Linked DNA regions of Homo sapiens: region 1 is linked to region 2. A link is an interaction called in ENCODE POLR2A ChIA-PET data of the cell type or tissue named here. Cell type or tissue: Caco-2. All regions are shown on one strand. Each heading gives the region's core, and the rest is flanking DNA. Links, peaks and the distances in the headings are about the cores only.

Region 1 (6,228 bases), core at 3,717-6,216, 83 kb after region 2:
GGTAGGCTAATGGTGATTTCTCTTTGACAATGTTCCTCACCCAAATTATTTTGGCCATACCTTGGGGTGCTCATTTTTGTAGAGACCTTGTCTCTGCAAAAATTACAAAGATTAGCTTGGCATACACTCACCCTGTGGCTAGGCATTAGTCCTAGCTACTTGGGAGGCTGAGGCGAGACAATCGCTTGAGCCCAGCAGTTTGAGCCTTCAGTGAGCTATGATTGTGCCACTGCACTCCAGCCTGGGTGACAGCGCAAGACCCTATCTCTACCAAACAACCAACCAACAAACACCTTGTGATACCTGTGATTGTATTTTTTATTGATTGTGTTTTTGTATTTAATATTGAAATAGTAACATACTAGTTGGTTTTATTGTTGGTACATTGTAATACTTAGAGTAAGTGTGTGGAGTTTTGTTGCCCTGTGATTTAGTTTCAGGGAAACTGGAGGCCAAAGGAGAAGAAGTCAAAGCAAGGTAGTTAATGAGGTTGGGTGAGACCTGTGGGATGTGGTGTGAGGAGCATTGGATGGGAAAGAAAAGGCCCCCAGGATAAAATAAACATGGAAAGGATGAGGACACAGGGTTTGACTGTGTAATGGAAATGTTTTTTCTGTTTGAAACGAACAAACAAAATACTTCTATAATTTGTATTCTGAAAGGAGAATTTGTAGGTGGGAAGAGACCTCTAACTAAATTATGCAATTCTGCCTGCGTTCTGCCGCCCACAGACACAGGCATTGTGCTAAACAGGGCTGCTAAATAGGTATGGACGGTGGAGATTGGGACAGTTGATAAAATATTAATAGTAACATGTTAGTTGGCAAATGGTAAATACTAACTGCAATAAATAGCAAAGTTAATTATTTATAAATCTAAGATATAACATAAACTCATTAGGACACATTCATGAACATTGATAAATGGGCCTCCTAAAATAGAAACTTCTCAGAAGCATTAGCTGCACTATCTGCCACTTCGTCCACGTCACGGCAAACAGCACACGCTACATTGCTCATTTTTTATGGGGCACTCTGTGCTTTAGAGAAATAATGAGTTTATCTTTATCCTCAAATTGCTCACTTATTAGTGCTTCTAAATAACTTAGCCTTGACTTTGGTTTTATTGTTGGTGCATTATATTAAGTTGGTGCAAAACTAATAGCCATTATGTTTAATGGCAAAAACCGCATTACTTTTGCTCCAAATAATATTTATAGTAAGTGTGCGGGGTTTTGTTTCCTTAAAAGATCCAGAACTTACAGGAAAATTGTAAAAAGAACACCCAGGATGAAGAGACAACTGTGTTTAGGTAAGTGTTCCTTTTAAATATCATAAATAAAAATATTTTGGCTGGGCGTAGTAGTTCACCCCTGTCATCACAGCACTTCAGGAGGATCCCTTGAGGCCAGAATGTTCAAGACCAGCCTGGGCAACATAGGGAGACCCCCGTCTCTACAAAAAAAAATATATAGAAAAATTCTCTGGGCACGGTGGTGCACACCTGTGGTCATAGCTACTCAGAAGGCTGAGGCAGGAGGATTGCTTGAGTCCAGGAGGTCAAGGCTGCAGTGAGCTATGATTGCAGCACTGCACTCCAGCCTGGGTAACAGAATGAGACCCTATCTCTACCAAAAAAATAAAAATAAAAATAAATAAAAATCTGAATCTGGGGGACAAATTTTTAAGAATATATTAATAAGGAAAATCAATACTATGTAAAACTCACAACAGCCTGGAAATGACTTTGATGCTATAGATAATTCATTGAAAATAAACCAAATAACTTGTCTTTCTAGAAGGAAAACAGACTTAGTATTTCAACAAAAATTATGAGTAGATGATAAGTGCTAGTGAAGTAAATGTGGGATGAAAAGGTGCCCAAATGTGATTAAAAGTTGAAAGTTGCTCAACTTGTGTGGCACTTAAACCATTCAGAATGGCAATTACATTCTGTTAAAGCTCATGATTTGTATCAGTCAGGATTAAATCAGACAAGCAGAAACACGGAAAAGGGAATTTATTATAGAGATTAGTCCTTACACAGTTGTGGGGATTTGTTTAGGACATAGGTGGATTATCTTTGCTCCCCCATGCCCAGGGCCTCGGCTGGGAAAATTTGACAGCTGAGGGCTAAAATCATCTGGGGACATTGTCACACACATCATCAGGTGTTTGACACTGGCTGTTGATGTTGACACCGGTGCTGTTGAGGTATGGAATGTAACTGAGATCTGACCAATGGAATGTGAATGAAAGTGATGTGTGTCTCTTCCAGGCCTGGCCCATACAAACCTCTCATGCATCATGCTTTCTCCCCTCCATTTATCAGCTGAGTGAAGAGGACTTCAACAATAGATAGGAAGGCAAAATCCTAAGGTGGAAGAAGTCTGGGTCTCTGAATGACTGTGTAGACTAAAGCCCTCACCAACCTGCCTCAGGTTGTGACATGAATGAGAAACAACTTTCTATGAAGTTAAGCCATTTACCTTTTTGGAGTTGTTTGTTATAGCAGCTAATGCTGATTACCCTAATAACCATTTATCAAGGGAATCAACATTACCTGGTTATTTACTGAAGTTACACGTCACCAGAGATTTTCACCTGGTGTGTGATCTGGAGCTGCAAACATCCATGGTGATTCTCACCATGACAACTGTTACATAAGCCCTTTTTATGATCGCCATAGCAGGGGTTGGCCCTGTAACTCCTATTACCTAAAATGTGTGATACGGTTTGGCTGTGTCCCCACCCAAATCTTGTCTAGAACTGTAGTTCCCATAACTCCCATGTGCTGTGGGAGGGACTCAATGGGAGGTAATTGAATCATGGGGGCGGTTACCTCCAAGCTGTTCTTCTGACAGTGAGTGAGTCTCACCAGATCTGATAGTTTTATAAGGGGCTTTCCCCCCCACCCCGCTCTGCACTTCTCCTTGCTGCCTCCATGTGAAGAAGGACGTGTTTGCTTCCCCTTCCACCATGATTGTAAGTTTCCTGAGGCTTCCCCAGCCCTGTGGAACTGTGAGTCGATTAAACCTCCCAGCAGCTCCAGGACCACCACTGGCTCCCCACCCCACCTCACCTCTGGCCCCATTTCATCATCCTCGCCTCATCCTTCCCTCCCTTCTGCGACCCTGGCCTGTATTAGAGCACTCTTGAGAAAAAGAACCAATGGGATGCATTAGAGAGAGAGAGATTTATTTTATATTTATTTATTTATTTATTTGAGACGGAGTCTTGCTCTATAGCCCAGGCTGGAGTACAGTGGTGTGATCTTGGCTCACTGCAACCTCCGCCTCCTGGGTTCAAGCAATTCTCCTGCTTCAGCCTCCCGAGTAGCTGGGATTACAGGTGCGTGCCACCACGCCTGGCTAATTTTTGTATTTTTTAGTAGAGTCGGGGTTTCACCGTATTGGCCAGGCTGGTCCTGAACTCCTGACCTTGTGATCCACCTGCCTCAGCCTCCCAAAGTGCTGGGATTACAGGTGTGAGCCAGTGCACCCAGCTGAGAGATTTATTTTAAGGAATTGGCTTGTGTGATATGGGGACAGGCAAGTCTGAAATCCATAGGGCAGGTTGGCAGCCTGGAAATTCAGGAAGAGTTGATGCTGCATTCTCAAGTGAGAAGGCTGGAAACTCGAACAGAATTTTGATGTTGCAGTCTGGAGACAGAAATCCTTCTTCCTTGGCATACCTCAGTCTTTATTTATTTATTTTGGAGACAGGGTCTCACTCTGCCGCCCAGGCTGGAGTGCAGTAGCGTCATCACAGCTCACTGCAGCCTCAACCTCCTGTATTCAAGCAATCCTCTCATCTCAGCCTCTCCAGTAGCTGGGACTATAGGCACGAGCCACCACGCCTGGCTAATTTTTGTATTTTTAGTAGAGACAGGGTTTCCTCACATAGCCCAGGATGGTCTTGAAGTTCTGAGCTCAAGCGATCCACCTGCCTCAGCCTCCCAAAGTGCTGGGATTACAGGCGTGAGCCACTGCTCCCAGCCCCTCAGTATTTATTTTTAATTGGCTAGTTCAAATAATTTAAACAGGCTCCAAAGCTGTCCTTAGGTGTCTGGTACCCTGGGGTGATTAGGGCAGGCGGATAGTGACCTGACCTCAGCTTGGGAGAGACCAGTTGAGTAGATGGTTGTGTTTATGGGCTTTGAATGGGTTACTTCGCATAAGAAAAGCGTGCTCTAGGATGTTGTTTGCAATCTCTAGGAATTAGCTAGCAAGGGAGAGACAGTCCATGCACGGTAAGGCCCCAAGTTCAACTGATGGGCCCAACCACTTTATAGAGGGGAGTCTGCTTTACTAAAAGTTTATGAGTTTCAATGCTGATCACAGGCCAGACACAGCAGCTCATACCTGTAATCCCAGCTCAAGATGGGAGGATCACTTGAGCCCGAGACTTTGAGGTTACAGTGAGCCATGATTGTGCCACTGCACTCCAGCCTGGGCAACAGATCAAGACCTTCTCTTAAAAAAAAATGTGGATCACATGCAAAAAATTACCTTCATAGCAACAGCTAGACTGCTATACTGTTGTTTGTCCAAACAACTGGGCACCACAGCCTGGCCAAATTAACACAAAATTAACATCACATGGCCCCTTTGCCATTCCTTGAAGGCAGGCGTTGTCCTGTCTCAGAGAGTGATTCCCAAATATCTGCGGAGCTGGCTCCCTCTCCTCCTTTGGAATTTGCTGGATATTGCCTTAGTGCAGTCGCTTCTGATAGGCCCCTTTTGCATGGCAAGCCCTCCTCCAGCCCCAGCACTCCCAGTCCCCCTCCGCTGGGCTTCTTTGTGTGTTGTCTCAGCTGAGTCATGCCTCAAAGGTGCAGTTTTCTACTCTGGTATGTTCTAGTCATGAACGCCTGGACTATAACCCATTTAACAGTCAGGACGTTATCTAACTTGCACACTGTGCTGGCGATTAAGCTGTCATCTCTCTGCTCCAAACCCTCCTTTCTATGACCTGCTTTGTGAAGCTGGGCTGGGACTCTGAAAACCACATTTCTGCTTTGCTGGCTGTTAGGCTTTGTCAATAGGGGACGCTCCAGGGTGTTTTAATGGAACCCGGATTTGCATTTGTTTTAATCAGGTATTGTAAGACAAGCAGACTTGGAAGGGAATGTCATGAAGGAAGAGGTTTACTCACAGTTCCCTAGAAATGGGAGACATGAGATACCATGGATGTGGGGGTAGGGGCACAGAGAAGCCCCGGGGTCGGTCAGGAGGCAGAAGGAACAAGGGGAAAATGTAGGCAAGAGTTTTTATTGTGATTTTCATTGGAAAGAACAGCCAAGGTAGGGTAAGTAGGCCTAGAACTGGCTTGTTCGAATAACTTCAACAGGCTCCTAAGAAGCTGTCCTTAGGTGTCTGGTACCGGGGCCTGGGGTCATTAGGGCAGGCGGATAGTGACCTCAGCTTAGGAGAGGCTTGGTTAGCATAGATAGTTGTGGTTATGGGCTCTGGATGGGTTACTTTGCATAAGAAAGGCGTGCTCTAGGTTAAGTTGTTTACTATCTTTAGGAATTAGCTAGCGAGGGAGAGACAGTCCCTGCAGGATCAGTAAGGCCCCAAGTTGTCAAAACATCGAATAAAAGAAAATAAAAAGACATGATTAATACACAGGGAGAGAGGGCATGCAATGATGGGGATGGAAGAAGAAACTTACTTCTTCTGTTGGTTCCCTGTGAATTTCCTGTGGCTGTCTGATGGCCTGTATTTTCAGCGAGCATCACTCCAGCAAAGCTTCTATTCTACTCCCTGGCAGCAGCAGCACCTTCCTGGAGCAGCAGCTGAGACCAGTTGCTCTGCAATTCTCTCCAGAACTGACTCTGCAATTTCCCACCACTTGCAGAGTCAGCCCCAATATGGTCTTCTCAGAGACACCAGCACCAGCCAGACAGTGCCCTGTCCCCAAGAGGCCTGGGTCTCAGCCCCATGGAACCCTCTTCCAGGTTCAAAGGCACCAGCATCATCCAAGCAGCAGCCACCCATCCTCAGAGATGAGTTTCAGCTCTGGAGTCCCCTTCTTCTAAACTTACAAATTTTAATAATTCAAACCTCTTCTCCCAGTTCCCTCAGTCTTAGGAGTGGTAGCTACTCATCCATAATATGTTGGTGTGTTGTTATTTGAGAGACAGGGCCTTGCTTTGTTGACAAGGCTGGAGTGCAGTGGCATGAAGACAGCTCAATGCAGCCTCAATATCCTGGGTCAAGCAATC
Region 2 (8,457 bases), core at 2,387-4,886:
AGATATTTACCAACGAGTACAGAAGGGTTTCTGCATTTTATCAACTGGTGTGGCAACACTGGTCCCACTGGGTGTCAGTCCAGGCTCCGCTGTTCTGCTGGGAACGACTGCTGGACCATTTGTTTCCTCTGTTAGAAAAAGTGGCCTAGGGTGGAGCCGGGGAATGAAATGGCTTCTGAGCAGAGCCAGCTCTGTGGAGTCCTGGTGAACAGGATCTCAGGCGCTCGACCCACTGCATGACCTTGAAGGGCCAAGGTGCCTCGAATCATCCTTTCTCTTGCCCCTCCTTGCAGTTATTTTTGTCCAGCCTGACAGTCCTTGGCTGTTCCAGCAGTCTGGGCTCTGTGAGCCGGATGCAAACCAGGCAGCACAGACGTCTGGTGCTGAATCCCAAGAGGTTCCTCTCTGCGCACCATCACATGGGGCCACGGCCCCTCTGCACTGTGCACCCAATGGGGAGGGACCACACGCCTGGAGGATGGCGACTGTAAGACGTGGGGGCTGGGCTCTCCATTGCTCAACCCTGGCTCCTGTCTGGGAGAGCTGTCCAAGGCCTGGTGTGAGGACACCCTGTCACAGAGTTTTGCTGCTGCCTAGAAACCTCCCAGCTGGGTTTACCAGGCCAGCTGTGTGCAGGGACCTGTTAGTCAGTGAGAGGGTGGGTGTCTGCTGCTGGGAGGAGGGTGGGAGCAGGCTCTGCTGGGCCCCCAGTCTCCAGGCCTTGGCTGTGGTGGAGAAAGGGTCTGTCCTGTGGTTCAGTGTGATGGTGTGGCCCAAGGACAGGTGGGAAGGGGCAGACAGGGTTCCCAGGAGACCTCTTTGTAGCCCCTGCTCAGTTACTATCTCCAGGAAGCGAGGCAGACACTATGTTCCAGCCTCTTGGCGTGGGAAGGCTGCAGCCAGTCAGTCATTGCTCCTGACTGGGGTCTGACCGCCCCAAGGAACAGCCTGCCTTGGGTCCTGGTGCCCTGCAGGTTAAAGCTTTTTCCCAGACCCAAGGTTCATGCCTGCTGCTGGTGTGCAGAGGGCAGGAGAGGGGTCTGGGCGGATCTCTGAGGGTCTCTCCCAGGACTCATCTGTTCAGGTGAGAAATGGAACCAAGCCTCTGAGACCAGAACAGCTCCAGGAGAGCTGGGTGGATAAGCTGGGATAACAGTGAGAAGGAGAGATGGGTTGGAGGAGGAGGGGGCCTCTGATGGCTGGAGAACGTGCCTTCACATATGAGCCAGTCCATGAAGCAAAGCAGAAAAGGCAGTGCCCTTTTTTGGGCTCCTGGTAAAAGAACCTTCCTTATTCCTTGGGGCGGGGTGGTGAAGGGGCAGCTCAGAAAGCCCCGATTTCAGTGATTTCAGAGACCCAGGAGTGGTAGAGCATGGCTCCCGCTGGCCTCCCAGCTGGCCCTGGGGAGGATGAGTTGGGGGTGGGAACAGCCACGTAAGCAGCCGACCCTGTAGGACCAGGGGGTGTTGGGGAGGAAGACTGCAGGAGGGGAGCGATGTGGCTGCTCCTGGCAGCCCTGCTGCTGGGGGCGACAGGCACAGGGGTCGCTGGCCTCTCTAGGGGGCGGGCCCTCCGGGTGGAAGATGCCCCTCGACTGGGCAGCACATTCCTCCGGGCTGGCAGGATGATGCCTGTGGCTCTGCGAAGGGGAGCGGTTCGGAGGGCTGGGATGGGGTAAGCAGGAGAGGAGACACCGGGGAGGACAGGGCTGGGCACTCTTCCCAGGATGGCGAGCTGGTTGCTCAGGGCTGGCAGCCCTGGACAGCTATGGAAGAAAGACCAGGGCCAGGCAGGGAAGGCCAAAGGGCCAGTGGGCGTGGGCGAAGGCTCCATCTCGGCTGCGTAGCTGTTGAGGTGGGAGAGAAGGCGAATCCGGACGGGGTCTGCACGGCTGCTGGGCCCTTCAAGGACCCCCAGGTACCTGATGACCTCAGTGAGGCACTCCCGAAAACCAATGCTCCGGAAGTCAACTGCCAGGGCTCGGGCATCAAAGAATCCTGCAAAGGGAGGCGTGATGAAGGTCATGCCAGGTGTGGGGAGAAGCATGGAGCCTGGGTCTGACTGTCTGAGTTCTGGACCTGCCTCCTCCACTCACTCCCTGGGCAGCCGTGGCCATGTCATCCTGCCTCTCTGAGCCTGTCTCCCCATCTGCAAAGTGAGAACAAAAATCCCTTCCTGGGGTGGAGGATGATGGGTTATAATGATCAATGAATTCACTAAACTATGAAGCATTATAAAATGTAAAATATTGCTTTCATCACAATTCATGATTAATGCAAAGAAAAAACTTTGTGGCCAAGATAACTTCATTGAAGTAGATACTTGACAGATATGAAAGGTTATGCACTTGGAGGTGTAGAACAACTCTGCCTGCTGAGAGGGGCAGATGCCCAGGAAGGGAGGTGGCGGCAGCAGCCATCAGAGTGAGGAGGCCCCTTGGAGAAGGCAGCGTAGTGTAGCAGTGAAGTGTGAGGTCGTCGGAAGCCAGGAGAGCTGGGTTCAAATCCTGGCTCTGCTACTTAACTAGCTGCCTGATTGTGGACAAGTCTCTTTATCTCTCTGTGCCTCAATTTCCTTAGCTGTAAAATGGGGATATAGCAGTGCCTACCGTATAGAGTTATGAGGGTGAAATTAAAATAGTGCACAGAAAATGCTGAATAAATGAAAAGTTAGCTATCACTTATATTACTGGCTTGGCCTTGTTGGCATCTGAGTTTGTCCCTTGGCTCAAAAGGCAATCTGGAAAGCAAGACCCCACTGTGATCCTCAGCTGCTGTTATCGGCCAGGGACCCTCTCTTTGATGGATAACCAGGTGAACTTCCTGTACAAATATTCACATCCTCACTGCCTCTCCATACCTGTTCCTCTCTTGACCACCTTCTGGGCAAAGACACAACAACCCCAGCCAGCACTGGTCTCATGACGATGGCAGCAAATATCTAGTCCTTGGTTCATGGCCCCCACAGAGGAACAGCTCAGCTGGAGACTATGTTTGGAGTCAGGTCAACTTGTGGGTGAGAACCAAATCTGCTATACACTTAGCCATGTAAGTTCAAGCAAATCCCTTCACCTTTCTGCGTTTGCTGTTCTTTTTTTCTTTTTTTATTTTTTTTGAGATGGAGTCTCGCTCTGTCCCCCAGGCTGGAGTGCAGTGGCACGATCTTGGCTCACTGAAATCTCCGCCTCCCAGGTTCAAGAGATTCTCCTGCCTTAGCCTCCAAAGTAGCTGGGATTACAGGCAACAGCCATCACAGCGACTAATTTTTGTATTTTTAGTAGAGACAGGGTTTCACCATGTTGGCCAGGTTGGTCTCGAACTCCTGACCTCAGGTGATCCGCCCACCTCGGCCTCCCAAAGTGTTGGGATTACAGGTGTGAGCCACTGCGCCTGGCCTTTGCTGTTCTTTTCTTTTTCTTTTTCTTTTATTTTTGAGACGGAGTCTCGCTCTGTCGCCCAGGCTAGAGTGCAGTGGTGCGATCTCGACTCACTGAAAGCTCCGCCTTCTGGGTTCATGCCATTCTCCTGCCTCAGCCTCCCGAGTAGCTGGGACTACAGGCGCCCACCACCACACCCGGCTGATTTCTTTTTTTGTATTTTTAGTAGAGATGGGGTTTCACCGTGTTAGCCAGGATGGTCTCGATCTCCTGACCTTGTGATCCGCCTGTTTCGGCCTCCTAAAGTGCTGGGACTACAGGCGTGAGCCACCGCGCCCGGCCCGCTGTTTTTTTCTAACATTTGCTGAATTCTTACTAAGCATTTCATCAAGTTATCTAATTTAATCCTCATAAAACCCTCTAATTATTCCCATTTTAGAGATGAGGAAACTGAGGAGGGGAGAGGTTAAATCATTTGTCTAAGGTCATACGGCTAGTAACCAGTAGAGCCCGATTCAAATCTAAAGCCTATACCGTGAACCACAGTTCTGTCTTCCCATTAGTTCACAGTCAGAAAATGGTGGTAACACTAACCCCCATCTTGCAGGTTCTTGTGAGAATCAAATGAAACAACACAAGTGAAAGCATTTTAAAACTGTCAAATGATATCCACATATTAGTCACTACTTTTCTTTTCACTGGATAACCATAAATGTAATTTGAATCTCCCCCATTGGTTCATTAGAGATGGAAGTCTCCACTCTTAGCAATGCATTTTTTTTGGCAGAAGTTCCCAAATGGACCACCTGCACCAGGATAATTGGGTGGCTTGTTAAACTTGCAAACTCCTAAACTTCAATCTAGACCTACTGCCTCAGAATCTCTGGGGGATGACTCCTGATTCTGCCTGCCCCAAGGTGACAATGGTATACACTGAGGCTTCAGAAGCACCAGAATGGGCCACTTAAAATGCTACTGTCCTCTTCTGTAGCAGTAAGTTAGGTCTCTGGAACTTAGGTCTTTGTGGCCAAGGCCTGTGGAGCTTTCAAGGTTTCCCAATTTTGAAATCACCAAATACACAGAGAAACTTTGAGTAGACAGAATTTCTATTTGTCTGGAAGTGTCTTTAAAGCCACTGTTCCCTTACTTTATTGTAACTGATGGGCTTAAAATAACAAAATGAGTTAATTTGTGTCCTGCTACAATCCTGAGACCTGTGGTGAGCATGATATGTCACCCCAGTTCTGCCAAGGACCCCACAGTAGCCCAGAAGGCTAGACCAGTGGGTAGGATACCAGGCTCCTCCCTGGGTTAAGGGGGGTCAGATTGGGATCCCAGTGAGAATTAGCTCATTCAGGTGAATTCTTAATGAGGTCCTGGGTTGGACAAGAGTGGGACCCATAGGAACAGTCTGTTACAGAAGAAAGCGCCTCCCAGGTCTAAGACTGGAGGGAGCTGAACTGAGGAAAAGGTTGCGACAAATGGAGACACTGAAAGTGGAGAGGGAGATGCTGAAAGGAGAGAGAGAAGCTTTGCAAATGTTCCCTCCATTGACTGAGCTCCTCAGAGTGGGCAGCGTGTGGACTTTGCTCACCAGCATATCCCCAGGGCCCAGCCTCAAAATATTTGTTGTATGAATGACGCCTGAAAGAGAAGAGCATGGGTACCTGTCCCACCAGTGGCATGGAGCATTTTCAAGTGATCCACCGTCATCTGCAAGACCTCGGCTTTCTCCAGCTTGGAAGAGCCCTGCGGGTACAGAAGACAGAAGGGTGGAGCCTGCAGCTGACCATGTAGCTGTGCGGTGTCATCAGCACTCACTGTCTCGATTTTCTCACCTTCCTCCCACTCCACTGCTGCCTGCAAATGGGCTTCTGCTTTGGCCAAGTTCTCCAAATCTAGAACATTCTTTTCAGTTCTCCTCTCAGACCATCTGTCCACTGTACAGCTGCCGATCATCTTTCCTGAAACCACTCCTCCCTTGACTTGCACGACACCACTGTTTCTGGGCTCTCCTTTCACCATGCCTCTTGATCTGCCGTCTCTTAACACAGTACTGTCCCTTCTGTGTCACTTCGCATTCTGCTGCTCCCTGCAGAGAGGCTTGTCACCTCCATGGCTTTAGCCACCATCCTCAGAATGCCTCTTAAACCAGCTCTTCAGGGAATCCAACTTCAGACTCAATGTGCCCAAGATCTAGCTCATCATCTTATCCCCAGACCACTTGTTCTTCCTCTTTTCTCTCTTGGGAAATGCTTCCTAAGCTTTCCAGGTGAAGCCTGAAGATCAGAGGCTCCATGGGAGTCCCTTGAGGGCAGATACTAGGTCTAGTTCATGGCTGGTCCTGTGATGGTTTTAGTGAACATCTGTGGGATGACTGACTTGTTCTCACCAGCATAAAGGAAGGCAGAGGACCCGTGACCTATGCCTTGGTGCATAGGGTGAGAATTTCTGAGGCTGAGTCCACTGTCTGATTCCCCGCTGTAGTTCCCCCACCTAACATGCTCAATGGTAGAGTGCTCACTCCCTGAGCAGCCTTTTCCACTTTCAAGTCACTCTAGAAATGTCTGTAGTGCAGAGGGATGAGGGCTTGAGAATCACACAGTCCTGTGCCCTGCTATTTACTAGCTGCGTGATCTGGTGTAAGTTACTTCACCTCTCTGTGCTTCAGTTTCTTTACCTGTGCCATGGGCATAATAATCCCTAACCTTTGGGATCATTTTGAGGAGTCAATTCAATGGGATGATAGACATAAAGACACCTGAGACACCTAAGTATAAATTTCCATTCCTTTTACCCTGGCCAGTGACAGATATTGGTAAATGATCACAGCATCTCAGGCAGCTGCTACCAATCAACAAGAGATGCCATGAGAAACGAACCTTATCTGCCACCCACACAGTATTTCCTCTAGCACAATCAGCAATGTCACATACCTGTTTCTCAAAGGCAGTGGGGACCAAGCGTCGCAATTCAGAAAGGCTACTGTTGATGCGGTCTCGACGCCGTTTCTCTATGATCTAAACAATCATGACAAGAAGTTACTCACAGGTGTGTCATCACAGTTTCCAAAGTGCCTTGATGGTCATCAACTCATATTTACCCACACAGTATTTTTGTGAGGGAGATCAATCTAGTCTTACTTTATGGTGGAGAAAACCAAGGCCCAGAGAAGGACAGTGATTTGCTTAAGGTCACACAGCAAGAAAGCGCAGAGCTGGGAGTACAACTCAGATCTCTTGTCTCGGTCTATAGGGGTGATATTCAAGATGTTTAACCACTGGTACAGCAGGGCACAGCCAATCACAATGAGGACACCAGCCACGGTGCTGGAGCAGGCCCTGGAGGCCCGTGCTGGGCCAGGAGGGTGACCCCGTCATCTGTGAGGTCATGAGATGGTTTGGGGAGTCCCACGTGTTGCTCTCTCTAGCTGCAGGGCCCTTCCACCCACACACTCTCATTCTTCCCTCCAATACTGGTAGCAGAACACCGGGAGCAGGACAGATATGACCCCATTTTACAGATAAGGAAAATGAGGGCTGGAAGGAAGTGGTTTGCCTAAGGGCTTACAGTCAGTGAGTGTCAGGCTGCTCTCTGCCAGACCCCAGGTGTCTGGACTCCCAGTGCAGAAACACAGCTGCATCCTGGGAGGAAAGTGGGGCTGAACATGATGGACAGATGACAGCGGCAAGTGGGGATCCTTCTTCTGTCCCCTCCCCCACCCCGGCACACTGAGGGGGATGAAAGTTCTGGACTCAGAGAGGAGACAGAAGATAGGAACAACAATCATAATGGCCTATTGTGTGTCTGCTATTGTTTAGAGCATTACATTAATGCACTTAATCTGTAAAGCAGCCCTTTGAGGTGGGCCCTCTCATTATTCCAGTTACACAAAGGAGCAAATCAGGCTCAGAGAGGTTAACAGGCTTGCCTGGAATCACCCTGATAGCTAGTGACAGAGCCGGGATTTGAACCCAAGCAGTTAGCTTCATGGTGAAATTTCTGCCTAGGGTTCTCCCCGCCGCCAGACTGCAGGGGATTCATGGCAACCCTTTGTTGGTCAACTCAGAGGCTGAGACGGACACTCACCCCTCTGTGTTTCTTCCTGGCTTGCATCTGCGAAGAGCTGGGGGTGGACAGCGGCCTGGCCATCTGGCTGGAAAGGAAAAGAAAAGCTGATTTTTCAGGGCTGGGGGACAGTCTCCCCGGCCTGGGCCGACCTCGGGCCAGGAGGAGCCACAGGCTGGGCCTAGAAGGAGCAGCTTGCTCTCCCCTTCTTCCTGGGGGCTCATTTCAACCCGGGTCAAGTCCTCTCATGCACTCTGGGCCCACTTTGGGCTCTTGGTCCGGACCTGCTCGGCCTCGCCCTTCGCCCCTCGCTCCTCGCTCCTCGCCCCTCGCGGCGGCCGTCGGGGAACCGCGTACCGCGGCGCGGTGGCTCCGGCTCCTGCAACCCGATCCCCGGGGGCGGGGCGGGCGAGGGCACTGGCCGGCGGCGGCGGGGCTGGGCCGGGCGGGTTGGGTTTCAGAGGGAGCCGCTGGGAACGAGCGTGGAAAGAGCAGATGCCGCTGCTTCCCACGGGCCGGGCGCGCCGGCCGCCCGCCCTCCGCCCCGCCTGCAGCTGCCGCCTCCTCCCACGCGGTGCGGCCGGGGGCGAAGGGGAGGCGGCATCTGGGTCACAGGCCCCTCTCGGATGCTCTGGGACACTGCCCTGGCCTCCCAGAAGGCCCCGTCCCTCCAACCTCGGCCTCTCCTCCCACTCCGGGCCTTCCCTCTGCGCCCCGGTTGAATGATGGATGTTTGCTCACACCCCAGGAGCTCCCATTACAGAGAAGAGGCTCAGCCCTGGGGGGGCTTTTCCTGCCCAGACTCTGACCAAAATAATCTCCAGCCCAACTGCTAACCCTTCTTCAGGTTTTCTGCTTCAGAAGCTCTCTTAGAATGGTGAGGATTCGCTGGGTCCACTGAGGCATCATTCATTTGGCCAACACTTCTAAGGCCCTATTCAGGCCTGGGTGGGTGCTGGTGCACTCAGCCAGACCCCAGCCCTTCCCTTCCTCAACTCAGCTCCAGTGGGCAG

Evidence for each region. Peaks named below come from ENCODE experiments on the same cell type or tissue, not always from the same donor. Only the 100,000 strongest peaks of a DNase experiment are listed, where the experiment ranks them.
Region 1: POLR2A ChIA-PET joins it to region 2 with 9 read pairs; 3 of 35 experiments call an interaction of 5 or more read pairs at or near these places.

What each region holds. Positions count from the first base shown.
Region 1 is chr1:39,706,722-39,712,949 of GRCh38, forward strand. No RefSeq gene overlaps it. Among named protein-coding and RNA genes, the nearest start is that of HPCAL4, 18 kb to the left of the region's middle. RefSeq lists enhancers at 3,781-4,538, 5,158-5,853. In Caco-2, for the core only: no CTCF peak of the experiment used is centred there; a DNase peak (open chromatin) is centred at 4,820.
Region 2 is chr1:39,625,184-39,633,640 of GRCh38, forward strand. It overlaps HEYL (hes related family bHLH transcription factor with YRPW motif like), which reads right to left. Exons shown (of 5, transcript NM_014571.4): 2 at 7,466-7,532; 3 at 6,313-6,396; 4 at 5,044-5,125; 5 at 1-1,997. The coding sequence ends at 1,324. Among named protein-coding and RNA genes, the nearest start is that of HEYL, 10 kb to the right of the region's middle. In Caco-2, for the core only: no CTCF peak of the experiment used is centred there; no DNase peak of the experiment used is centred there.